3 separate regions of the Homo sapiens genome follow, and all the other regions are linked to region 1. Evidence: chromatin contacts called from ENCODE Hi-C or POLR2A ChIA-PET data. All regions are on one chromosome and are shown on one strand. The core of a region is the stretch at or near the end of the contact, and the rest is flanking DNA. Distances in the headings are between cores, read along the strand shown.

Evidence for each region. A loop is a pair of places that touch in the nucleus more often than their neighbours do. ChIA-PET counts read pairs that join two places held with the same protein, here RNA polymerase II (POLR2A). Pooled maps may share reads with other maps.
Region 2: a loop to region 1 is called in a pooled map, with 2.7 times the contacts of the local background. The contact joins the enhancer-like site here to the promoter of C6orf147 in region 1. A Hi-C loop is called at or near these places in 1 of 168 maps with a recorded cell type or tissue (endothelial cell of hepatic sinusoid) and 3 of 50 pooled maps. POLR2A ChIA-PET finds 5 or more read pairs at or near these places in 1 of 52 experiments (activated naive CD4-positive, alpha-beta T cell).
Region 3: a loop to region 1 is called in a map of MCF 10A, with 14 times the contacts of the local background. The contact joins the enhancer-like site here to the promoter of C6orf147 in region 1. A Hi-C loop is called at or near these places in 1 of 168 maps with a recorded cell type or tissue (MCF 10A) and 3 of 50 pooled maps. POLR2A ChIA-PET finds 5 or more read pairs at or near these places in 6 of 52 experiments (A673, BJ, H1 and 3 more).

Annotation. Positions count from the first base shown.
Region 1 is chr6:73,308,591-73,312,886 of GRCh38, reverse strand. C6orf147 (chromosome 6 open reading frame 147) reads left to right here and starts at 2,509. Exons shown (of 5, transcript NR_027005.4): 1 at 2,509-2,581; 2 at 3,159-3,335. LOC122539213 (KHDC1-KHDC1L) reads left to right here and starts at 2,728. Exons shown (of 7, transcript NR_173146.1): 1 at 2,728-3,335. It also overlaps a transcript of KHDC1 not described here. RefSeq lists enhancers at 2,361-2,620, 3,141-3,210.
Region 2 is chr6:73,420,489-73,424,784 of GRCh38, reverse strand. It overlaps CGAS (cyclic GMP-AMP synthase), which reads left to right. Exons shown (of 5, transcript NM_138441.3): 5 at 1-1,074. Among named protein-coding and RNA genes, the nearest start is that of DDX43, 28 kb to the right of the region's middle. RefSeq lists a silencer at 2,905-3,199. Within about 2 kb of position 2,189, at least 4 of the 41 ENCODE cell types and tissues checked have a DNase peak (open chromatin) inside an H3K27ac peak, as active enhancers do.
Region 3 is chr6:73,234,562-73,238,857 of GRCh38, reverse strand. All of the region lies in intron 4 of LOC122539213 (KHDC1-KHDC1L), which reads left to right. Among named protein-coding and RNA genes, the nearest start is that of KHDC1L, 11 kb to the right of the region's middle. Within about 2 kb of position 2,562, at least 2 of the 41 ENCODE cell types and tissues checked have a DNase peak (open chromatin) inside an H3K27ac peak, as active enhancers do.

The sequences.
Region 1 (4,296 bases), core at 1,260-3,759:
CCTTGAAGAGGTCCTTCACATCCCTTGTAAGTTGGATTCCTAGGTATTTTATTCTCTTTGAAGCAATTGTGTATGGGAGTTCACTCATGATTTGGCTGTTTGTCTAGGAAGAAACTGCATCAACTAACGAGCAAAATCACCAGCTAACATCATAATGACAGGATCAAATTCACACATAATAATATTAACCTTAAATGTAAATGGGCTACATACTCCAATTAAAAGACACAGACTGGCAAATACGATAAAGAGTCAAGACCTATCAGTGTGCTGTATTCAGGAGACCCATCTCAGGGGCAGAGACACACATAGGCTCAAAATAAAGGGATGGAGGAAGATCTACCAAGCAAATGGAAAACAAAAAAAGGCAGGGGTTGCATTTCTAGTCTCTGATAAAACAGACTTTAAACCAACAAAGATCAAAAGAGACAAAGAAGGCCACTACATAATGGTAAAGGGATCAATTCAACAAGAAGAGCTAACTATCCTAAATATATATGCACCCAATACAGGAGTACCCAGATTCATAAAGCAAGTCCTTAGAGACCTACAAAGAGACTTAGACTCCCACACAATAATAATGGGAGAATTTAACACCCCACTGTCAACATTAGACAGATCAATGAGACAGAAAGTTAAAAAAGATATCCAGGAATTGAACTCAGCTCTGCACCAAGCAGACCTAACAGACGTCTACAGAACTCTCCACCCCAAATCAACATAATATACATTCTTCTCAGCACCACACCGCACTTATTCCAAAATTGACCACATAGTTGGAAGTAAAGCACTCCTCAGCAAATGTAAAAGAACAGAAATTATAACAAACTGTCTCTCAGACCACAGTGCAATCAAACTGGAACTCAGGATTAAGAAACTCACTCATAACTGCTCAACTACATGGAAACTGAACAACCTGCCCCTGAATGACTACTGGGTACATAATGAAATGAAGGCAGAAATAAAGATGTTATTTGAAACCAATGAGAACAAAGACACAACATACCAGAATCTCTGGGACACATTTAAAGCAGTGTGTAGAGGGAAATTTATAGCACTAAATACCCACAAGAGAAAGCAGGAAAGATCTAAAATTGACACCCTAACATCACAATTAAAAAAACTAGAGAAGCAAGAGCAAACACATTCAAAAGCTAGCAGAAGGCAATAAATAACTAAGATCAGAGCAGAACTGAAGGAGATAGAGACACAAAAACCCTTCAAAAAATCAATGAATCCAGGAGCTGCTTTTTTGAAAAGATCAACAAAATTGATAGCTAGCAAGACTAATAAAGAAGAAAAGAGAGAAGAATCAAATAGACGCAATAAAAAATGATAAAGGGGATATCACCACTGATCCCACAGAAATACAAACTACCATCAGAGAATATTATAAACACCTCTATGCAAATAAACTAGAAAATCGAGAAGAAATGGATAAATTCCTGGACACATACACCCTCCCAAGACTAAACCAGGAAAAAACTGAATCCCTGAATAGACCAATAACAGGCTCTGAAATTGAGCCAATAATTAATAGCCTACCAACCAAAAAAGTCCAGGACCAGAAGGATTCACAGCCGAATTCTACCAGAGGTACAAGGAAGAGCTGGTACTAGTCCTTCTGAAACTATTCCAATCAATAGAAAAAGAGGGAATCCTCCCTAACTCATTTTATGAGGCCAGCATCATCCTGATACCAAAGCCTGGCAGAGACACAACAAAAAAAGAGAATTTTAGACCAATATCCCTGATGAACATCGATGCAAAAATCCTCAATAAAATACTGGCAAACCAAATCCAGCAGCACATCAAAAAGCTTATCCACCATGATCAAGTGGGCTTCATCCCTGGGATGCAAGGCTGGTTCAACATATGCAAATCAATAAACATAATCCATCATATAAACAGAACCAAAGAAAAAAAACCACATGATTATCTCAATAGATGCAGAAAAGGCCTTTGACAAAATTCAACAGCGCTTCATGCTAAAAACACTCAATAAATTAGGTATTGATGGGACGTATCTAAAAATAATAACAGCTGTTTATGACAAACCCACAGCCAATATCGTACTGAATAGGCAAAAACTGGAAGCATTCCCTTAGAAAACTGGCACAAGACAGGGATGTCCTCTCTCACCACTGCTATTCAACATAGTGTTGGAAGTTCTGGCCAGGGCAATCAGGCAGGAGAAAGAAATAAAGAATATTCAATTAGGAAAAGAGGAAGTCAAATTGTCCGTTTGCAGATGACATGATTGTATATTTAGAAAACCTCATCTTCTCAGCCCGAAATCTCCTTAGGCTGATAAGCAACTTCAGCAAAGTCTCGGGATACAAAATCAGTGTGCAAAAATCACAAGCATTCTTACACACCCAGCCCCATTTTCGACGCCCTCTACTTGGCAGCCGGTGAGCCCCCGGCCCCTGCGTTTCTGGCTCCAGCCCCAGGTGGCGGCGCTGTAGGCTGGAGCCCCTGGAAAGCGCTGGCCTGGCAGCCCTGGGGAGTGTTCCAGGCCCTTGGACCGCAGGGAGGGCAACCAAATGGCAGAGGCGGTAACGGAGAGCATCCCTGAACGGTAAAAAGTCGTCTAAAGGATCGAAGAAACGGAGTGTGAGCGAGTCCGTGGGCGGGACAGCACCTTCGGGTGCCGGTCAGAGGAGCGAGCGGCGGAAGAGGCGGGTCCAGGGCGGTGTAATTAAGGCGCGGAGCCCAGACCCTCCTGCTACAGTGCCTCGGGCTTTCCTGGAGGCGGGCGGCGGGATGCTGCTCCGTTCTCCGGGTCCTCTCCTCCGGTTCTTGTCGTTTGGTCACGCCCTCAGTTCAGTCGGTTATTGGAAAACGATCAAGGCCCAAAGATGGTTTACGTGGCGTTGTGGATGTTATCACCGTTGTTTGGTGACCGAGCCTGGAGCTTGAGCCCTGGGACGTCTTGCCAGCCGCATGTGGTCCCGTGCCCACTTCTCGCGGTGGCGCGTTAATCCACCTAGACTGTGCATTGGTCCAGTCTGGGTTGACCCCGACCCGAAGTGGCCCTTTCCTTCGCGTCCTGAACTTCGCTTCTCCGTCGGTGTCTGGTCTCTTCCCGCCGGCGGGCTCTGCGGTGGCGGGAGGAGCTGTACTACTCGTGCCTTAGCGCACCCTTACTTTCCCAGGCCAGAAACGCGAAATGCTGTCGGCCTTCCAGAGGCTGTTCCGAGTCTTATTTGTGATTGAAACAGTCTCAGAATACGGAGTCCTGATCTTCATTTATGGATGGCCCTTTCTCCAGACCCTTGCGATGCTCCTGATCGGGACAGTGTCTTTCCACCTTTGGATCCGCAGAAATCGAGGTGAGTGGCTTTAGGGGCCCTGGTAGGAAAAGCTTCCTTCACCCAGGTGCCCGGAAAGGCGAGTTTCGCTTCCGGGATCTTTCAGGATCACTCCAGCTCCTTAGTCTGAAGGCCTAGGACAGTTCTGCAAATCACCATGTTAAAAAAAACCCTGGGTGTGCCTCCTGGTTTGTGAGTAGAAAGGGCAAGATGTGGTTGGGAAGGAAGATTGTGGCTAGAAGCAACCAAAGGTGGAAAATCTAGGACATTTGTGCACTGTAGGTTTAGAAGTCCCAGGAATCCCAGGCCAGCTCCTCTAGGGGGCCATCTTCCACTAAATCTCTTTTGCGGGTCTGCCCCGTCACTTAGATACCCTAGGAGAGCTGATCTCAAAGCGGAGTCCCGCGATCAGCAGAATCAGCATCACCTGAGAACTCCTTAAAAATGCAAACTGCCAGGCGCGTTGGCTCACGCCTGTAATCCCTGCACTTTGGGAGGCCAAGGCCCATCACTTGAGGTCAGGAGTTTCAGACCCGCCTGGCCAACATGGTGAAACCCATCTCTACTAAAAATACAAAAATTAGCCTGGCGCGCGTGCCTGTAATCCCAGGTACTAGGGAGGCGGAGGCAGGAGAATCGCTTGATCCTGGGAGAAGGAGGTTGGAGTGAGCCGAGATGGCGCCACTGCTCTCCAGGCTGGGCAACAGAGCGAGACTCCGTCTCAAGAAAAAACAAAAAAACAAAAAACAAACCAACAAAAAACAACAGCAAAAAACTCTACCGGGTGCGGTGGCTGACACCTGCAATCCCAGTACTTTGGGAGGCCGAGGTGGGAGGATCGCTTGAGCCCAGAAGTCACAGCCTGGGCAATATGGTGAAACCCCGTCTCTACAAAAAAATATGAAAAATTAGCTGGGCTATGTGGCACCCATCTGAAGTTCCAGCTACTCGGGAGGATCACCTGAGCCCGGGGAGGTCGAGG
Region 2 (4,296 bases), core at 940-3,439, 110 kb before region 1:
ACTGTAATAATTGGAATGTTTGAAATTTGTCACAGCAATAATTGACTAAAATGAATGTAAATAATTATTCAGTTTTCAGTTTGTTGTAATAAACTCTAATCAGTATAAAGGATTGACTATCCTAGGAAAAAGATTAGTCAAGGAATAAGAAGCAAAAGTAGTATTTGAAATCTAAAAACATTACCATGTTTGCTTTATCATGCAGGCAAATAAATAAATAAATGACATTTTTAGGTTGGAATAAAAAAAGATAAAGTACATATTGCCTTAATTAAATTCATCAAGTTCTTACTGAAAAACAGCTCTCCGCCGTGCCTGGCCAGGAAATACATAATTTTTTTTTTTTTTTTTTAGATGGAGTCTCGCTCTGTCGCCCAGGCTGGAGTCCAGTGGCATGATCTTGGCTCACTGCAAGCTCTGCTTCCTGGGTTCATGCCATTCTCCTGCCTCAGCCTTCCGAGTAGCTGGGACTACAGGTGCCCGCCACCACATCCGGCTAATTTTTTGTATTTTTAGTAAAGATGGGGTTTCACCATGTTAGCCAGGATGGTCTCGATCTCCTTACCTTGTGATCCGCCCGCCTTGGCCTCCCAAAGTGCTGGGATTACAGGTGTGAGCCACCACGCCTGGCTGAAATACATAATCTTAAAAGAAAACATAAGATACTTTATTTTAATATACGTGACTAAATGTAAAACCTAACTTATTTTCTGTTATCTATTTATTTTTACTTTCAGTAACACTTTTTTTATTTTAGGTAGCATTCAGCCTAGAGGCAACTGCTGTTTGTTAAATATTTCCTGTTCATATATTTTGCACATTTTCTTATGGGTTAGTTTTCTTCTCATTGTTTTGGGAAGTTCTTAATATATTTGGGGTATTTATCTTTCATTCGTTGTCTGTGTAACAAATAACTTCTGCCATATGGGTTGTCTGCACATTTTTTGGTGTCTTTTAGTAAACAAGGTTTTTTTGTTTTGTATTGTTTTGTTTATTGTAAAGATTTTTAAATTTTAATGGAGTTGATTTCTTTTCTCATTCAAGCTTTTGAGAATAAATTGGAGTTGAATTTTTTATGGTTTTTGCTTTATACATCTTGTTTAACAGCCTACTATGTTTGAACATACTAAGAGAAACATTAGACATTTGAAGAGTTTTGGGGACAATTAATGATAAATAAACCACTATGCAAATAAAATAATCTAAGCAATTTTTTTTTTTTTTGGGACAGTCTCACTCTGTCGCCCAGGCTGGAGTGCAGTGGCACGATCTTGGCTCACTGCACCCTCCTCCTCCCGGTTCAAGCAATTCTCCTGCCTCAGCCTCCCAAGTAGCTGGGACTACAGTTGCACGCCACCATGCCTGGCTAATTATTTTTGTATTTTTAGTAGAGACAGAGTTTCACCATGTTGGTCAAGCTGGTCTCAAACTCCTGACCTCAGGTGATACACCCATCTCAGCCTCCCAAAGTGCTAAGATTACAGATGTGAGCACTGTGCCCAGCCAATCTAAGCAATTTTTAACTCCATAAGAAAAATGAATGCATGAAAGAAAAGTCTGATATAAGAATATTGCTCAGCTGTTTAAGTATTGACAAAGTCATAGTAATGTAACCATTGACTATTAATCTTATTGAAGTTATGGACTGTTGTCGACTTTAAAAAAATTAAAAACCAGGGGCGGTGGCTCACCCCTGTAATTCCAGCACTTTGGGAGGCCAAGGCGGGCAGATCATGAGGTCAGGAGTTCAAGACCAGCCTGGCCAACATGGTGAAACCTCATCTCTACTAAAAATACAAAAATTAGATGAGTATGGTGGTACGTGCCTGTAATCCCAGCTACTTGGGAGGCTGAGGCAGGAGAATCGCTTGAACCCAGGAGGCAGAGGTTGCAGTGAGCCAAGACAGTGCCGCTGCACTCCAGCCTGGTGACAGAGCGAGACTCCATCTCAAAAAAAAAAAAAAAATTAAAAAAAAACTTTTTTAATGTGAAAAGAAAGAAAGAAATTATGATTACCCACTCTGTGGTTAGGATAGGACAATAGGCTTAGTTCCTGTATGGTGACAGTGGTAGGGAGATTACATTAGTTTCCTGTGTAACAATTAACCACAACCTTAGAGGCTTAAAACAACACATATTTATTATCTCACATTTTCAGTGGGCCAAAATTCTGGGTGTGGCTCTGCTCAGAGTCTCTCAAGGCTATAATTAAGACGTCAGCCAGCGCTGTAGCCTCATCTGAGGCTTGACTGGAGAAGGAACCATTTTTGTTGGCAGAATTTAGTTCCTTTACATTTGTAGGACTGAGGGCTTCAGTTTCTTGCTGTCAGCCAGAGGTTGCCCTCAGTTCCTAGAAGCTGTCTTCAGTTCCTTACCATGTGAGCCTCCCAACATAGGCAGCCCACAACAGTAGCTCGATTCTTCAAAGCCAGCAAGGGAGGTACTCCAGCAAGAGGAGTGCTACAAACTTGTTTAACACAATTACATACACATAATTATGTACAGTCCGTTGCCTGTACTGTATTCTATTGATTGGAAGCAAGTCAAAGGTCCCTCTCATACCCAAGAGGAGAGGAATCACTCAAGGGTGTTCTTGTTGTCTCAGATGCCAGCGATACAGTTAGGGGGAAAACAGTTCCCATAAGACCACCCTCATTTCTGTCAACAATTGCAATTTCAAGGGATTCCTAAAACCACCCTGAGGTTTGATGAAAGACTCACAGAACTCACTAAAACCACTATGCTCATGGTTGCAGTTTATTATATAGTAAGCATGCAAGTTTAAATCAGCCAAAGGAAGAAGTGCGTAAGGCAGAGTTTAAGAGAGTAGCAAACACAGCACTTTCTGTTGTCTTTTGGTGGAGTCATGGACATGTTATTCTCTTGGCATCAATGTGTGCCAATACACGCAGAATATTGCCAGCCAGGGAAGCTCACCTGAGCCATGTCCAGAGTTCTTACTGCAGCTCATGGTTGGCTGGACATATGTCTAACCTCAGTCTCCAGCTCCTCTGGAAGGCAAACAGTATAAGCTGATACCATGACCCAAAGACCCCACCATAAATCACATTGTTATACTTTCTGGCACATTCCAAGAATTCAGCCATTACCTTTCAGAAGCCAAGGGCAAAGGTGAGACTTTTCTTTGGGTTAGGTTAAATTCCTTACTACATAGATATGAACCTCAGGAGGTGGGGGGCCACAGGACAACCCTGAGGGTCCGACTGTCACAGGTATGCAAAAACTGAATTAATCTTCCTTATAGTGGGAAGTCAGTAAATGTCAAATTTTTAAAACCAAGAAATTGCAGTATAAGCAAGTTATTAATGGCTAAAAGATGAAAAGGTTACATCTTGGGAGTGGAAAATGAAGGGTGGAAGGGTTCGGGACTACTTTTTTTTTTAAATAAAATGATTTTATTTAGTTAGTTTGTAAATGTGAATATAGTTGGCAAAAACCAAACCAAAACAGCATAAAACCAAAAAATGACAGTTATATGATTGATCATGCCCAAGTACAACAGCATTTATTAGTAGAATATAAAAAATAAATTTTATGGCTGGGTGCCATGGCTCATGCCTGTAATCCCAGCACTTTGGGAGGACGAGGCGGGCGGATCACCTGAGGTCAGGAGTTCAAGACCAGCCTGATCAACATGGAGAAACCCCGTCTCTACTAAAAATACAAAATTGGCCGGGTGTGGTGGCGCATGCCTGTAATCCCAGCTACTCAGGAAGGCTGAGGCAGAAGAATTGCTTGAACCTGGGAGGCAGAGGTTGCAGTGAGCCGAGATTGTGCCATTGCAGTCCAGCCTGGGCAACAAGAGCGAAATTCCATCTCTAAATAAATTAATTAAATTAAAAATAATAAAAAATTTTATTATTGTTGTTATTTATTTATTTATTTTTTTGAGACGGAGTCTTGCTCTGTCACCCAGGCTGGAGTGCAGTGGCGCGATCTTGGCTCACTGCAACCTCCGCCTCCCGAGTTCAAGCGATTCTCCTGCCTTAGCCTCCCAAGTAGCTGGGATTACAGGCACCCACCACCACGCCCACCTAATTTTTTGTATTTTTAGTAGAGACAGGGTTTCACTATGTTGGCCAGGCTGGTCTTGAATGCTTGACCTCATGATCCACCTGCTTTGGCCTTCCAAAGTGCTGAGATTAAGGCGTGAGCCACTGCGCCTGGCCTAAAAATTTTGTTATTTTTATGTGCTTTTTTTCCCCCAGCTTTGACTCTCTGGATGCTTTTGAAAGTTTGAGTTCCTAAGAAATTCCACAGCTAGAGGTTCCTACG
Region 3 (4,296 bases), core at 1,313-3,812, 74 kb after region 1:
GAATGATGCTAAATGGATTTGTGTGTGTGTGTGTTTTGCTACCATATTTCCTGTTCAATAGGGTCAATATTTATTTTCCCATAGAGAATGTCCTCTGAAGCCTTAAGATATGTTCTGTATGTGGAACTACTCTTTATTGTACTGAACCAATAATTGAATATCAGCTATGTCATTTTCATTTAAACGTAAAATTTTGTTTTTTGAATAGATAATTTCTTTATTGGGTTCAAAATTCAAAAAATGCTTTTAGTGAAAAAGATACCCTCCAAGTCCTGTCCTTCAGCTATACAGTATCATTTCTTGTAGGAAATCTGTTTCTAATTCCTTGTATACCCTTGGTTCTCAGATAAATACGCATATACAATGTCTTCTTTTTTATATTCAGATTGCATCATACAATATACTCTTTAGCACCTTGCCTTTTTAAAAACTTAACAATAGGTCTGGCAGAGGGTTGCATTTTAGAGCAGAAACACTTTCTCATAATTTCTTATAGCTATATAGTGTTCCATTGTATGGATATAGCATTCAACCCATTCCATATTGATGGACTTTTAGGTTATTTCCAACCTTATGTTGTAACAAACAATACTGCAGTACTGCAATGTGTATATGTCATTTTGCACATGTGTGAATATATTTGTGGGATAAATTGCTAAAAGTGCATTAATGGATATAGCCAAGTTTCCTTCCTAATTGTTGACAGTTTATACTTCTACCACATGTGTATGAGTATCTATTTCCTTACACTCTCACCAATAATGAGTATCAAATATTTTTAATTTTTGTCAGTCTTATTGATAGATGAAAAATGGTTTCCTAGTGCTGCTTTAATTTGCGTTTATCTTATTACAAGTGGCACTGAATATCTTCTTATTGGATTCCCATATGTGTTTTCCAATGCCTTTTCATTCATATGTATACACAATTTATATTGCACTTTCTGTGACCTGTCTATTTAGGCTGTTGTCCATTAGGTTGTTATTGATTTGTAGTACCTCTTGATATATTATAAATATTAGTGTGTTGTTTGTAAAATAAGCCACAAATACTTCTTTCCAGTGTGTCCTTTGTTTTTTACATTGTTTGGGTGGTATTTGCTATGTAGATATTTTTAATGTCTATGAGGTGAATTCATGAATCTTTTTATGTTTATTGCCTCTGGATTTTGTTTAGTTCTTAGGAATGCCCTCCTCATCCCATGACTATAAAATATTTGGTAGTGGTTTCCTCTGGCATGGTTTGGGTTTTCTTTTTTACATTTAAATAATATTATTTAAATGTATTCCTGAGATGTGATTTGATTTAGGTTGTTAGGTATGGGTCAAATGGGTTTTTATTATTTTTATTATGTATATATTTTAATGTAATTTAATTTTTTTTTTTGGAGACAGAACCTCTGTCACCCAGGCTGGAGTGCAGTGGTATGATCATAGCTCACAGCAGCCTCAAACTCTTGGGCTGCAGTTATCCTCCCACCTCAGCCTCCTGAGTAGTTGGGATTACAGTTGCACACCACCATGCGTATAATTTTTATAATTTTTTTAGACAAGGGGTTTCACCATGTTGGCCAGGCTGGTCTTAAACTCCTGAGCTCAAGTGATCTGTCCCCCTTGGCCTCCCAAAGTGCTGGGATTACATGTGTGAACCACTGTGCCTGGCCTGCAGTGATATTTCTGTCAAACCTGAGAAATACACTGGGGAGAAATCCAATACATATAATAAAATAAAAAATTATGATCAAGGACACTAGACTTAATGTTGAATCAGAGAACCTATAGTAGAGAAAAATACTATAGGTAATATATAAGGCCAATCATTGGCCCACTAGATGGAAAACTTTTATAGCTAGCCCATGTGAAGTTTCAGTCCTGTCTTAATTTATTAAGTATCACTGAATGTACACTGGAAAATATAAACGTATCAATCAGAAATGTTTTAATGTCTTTTCATTCTATTTTGGACGTGAGGAAATCACTTTTTAGTGAGTTGCAACTATACTAAAGTCATAGATTCAGCTATTTTGCACTGAAGGAAGTACACAGTTCTATGACAAAAAAAATTTAAATTAAATTGTATCCGCTGGGCAAGGTGGCTCACACCTGTAATCCTAGGACTTTGGGAGGCCAAGGCAGATTGATCACCTGAGGTCAGGAGTTTGAGACAAGCCTGGCCAACATGGTGAAACCTTGTCTGTACTAAAAATACAAAAATTTGCTGGGCGTGGTGTAATCCCAGCTACTCGAGAGGCTGAGGCAGGAGAATTGCTTGATCCCAGGAGGTGGAGGTGGAGGTTGCAGTGAGCTGACATTGCGCCATTGCACTCCAGCCTGGGCAACAGAGCAAAATTCTTTCTCAAAAAAAAAAAAAAAAAAGAAAAAAAATTGTATCCTTAAGTGATGATTTTGTTGGAAATTTTTTTTATAGATATCATAGTGTATTCAAAGTAAATTAGCTCTTCCTGGTGATTCAGAGCAACAGTCAGGCAAGCTTTTTCTATAAAGTGCCAGATAGTAAATATTTTACGTTCTGTGTCATGCAGTCTCTGTCGAAACTACTCACTCAATGATTACAGTGCAAAATTAGTCAGAGGGAATACATAACTGAATGGTACTGCACTGTCCCAATATAACTTTATTTATAAACACAAAATGAATTGTACATAATTTTATGTGTAAGAAAAAATAATTTGTTTTTTGATTTTTTAGAGCCATGTAAAAATGATTCCTGGCTGGGCGCAGTAGCTCACACCTGTAATCCCAGCACTGTGGGAGGCCGAGGTGGTTTGATCACCTGAGGTGAGGAGTTTGAGACCAGCCTGGCCAACACGGTGAAACCTCGTTTCTACTAAAAATACAAAAATTAGCTGGGTGTGGTGGTGTACGTCTGTAATCCCAGCTACTCGGGAGGCTGAGGTAAGAGAATTGCTTGAACCCGGGAGGCAGAGGTTGTAGTGAGCTGAGATCGCGCCAGTGTACTCCAGCCTGGACAACAAGTGTGACAGTCCATCTCAAAAAAAAAAAAAAAAAAAATTTCTAAACCACAACCTATACAAAAAACAGGCATGAGAAATTGTGGAAGACAGTGTGGTGATTCCTCAAGGATCTAGAGCCAGAAATACCATTTGACCCAGCAATCCCATTACTGGGTATATACCCAAAGGATTATAAATCATTCTATTATAAAGACACATGCACACATGTATTTATTGCAGCACTATTTACAATAGCAAAGACTTGGAACTAACCCAAATGCCCATCAATGATAGACTGGATAAAGAAAATGTGGTACATATACACCATGGAATACTATGCAGCCATAAAAAAGAAGGAATTCCTGTCCTTTGTAGGGACATGGATGAAGCTGGGAGCCATTGTTCTCAGCAAACTAACACAGGAACAGAACCAAATACTGCATGTTCTCACTGATAAGTGGGAGTTGAACAGTGAGAACACATGGACACAGGGAGGTGAGCATCACACACCTGGGCCTGCCGGGGGTGATGAGCAAGGGGAGGGAGAGCATCAGCACAAATACTGAATGTATACAGGGCTTAAAACCTAGATAAGGGGTTTATGGGTGCAGCAAACCACTATGGCACATGTATACTATGTAACAAACCTGCACATTCTGCACATGTAGCCCAGAATTTAAAGTAAAATTTAAAAAAAAGAAAAAAAAGGAAAAGCATTAGTCCTATCTATGTCCTAAATAGTACAAAACTTCAGTAAATAAAAGGCTGTGTTTTATTAATGCATGAATGGAAAGACAAATCAATGGAATAGAATAGAAAACCAAATATACCCCCACATATATGCATAAAAATTTAATATTTGATAAGATGATTCAGATTAATGTGGAAAGGCAGATTACTCAATCAGTGAATGAGTAATCATTGTGATAAACAAGCAAACCATTTAAAAATCCATTTGAGGTCAGGCAGAGTGGCTCACATGTGTAATCCCAGCAATTTGGGAGGCACAGGAAGGGGGATTGCTTGAGCCTGGGAGTTTGAGATCAGCCTGAGAAGATGGTGAGACCTTGTCTCTACAAAAATAAAAAATAAAAAATTAGCCAAGTGTGGTGGTTGCACCTATAGTCCTGGCTACTCGGGAGGCTGAGCTGGGAGAATAACTTGAGCCCAGGAGTTTGAGGCTGCTGTGAGCTATGATCACACCACTGCACTCCAGCCTGAGAGCAAGATACACAGCAAGATAATTCCAACTGAAGGGCTTTGATTTTTAAAGTATAAATAGGAATTCTTCTCTTCTTATTTATTTATTGTTGGCTACCAGA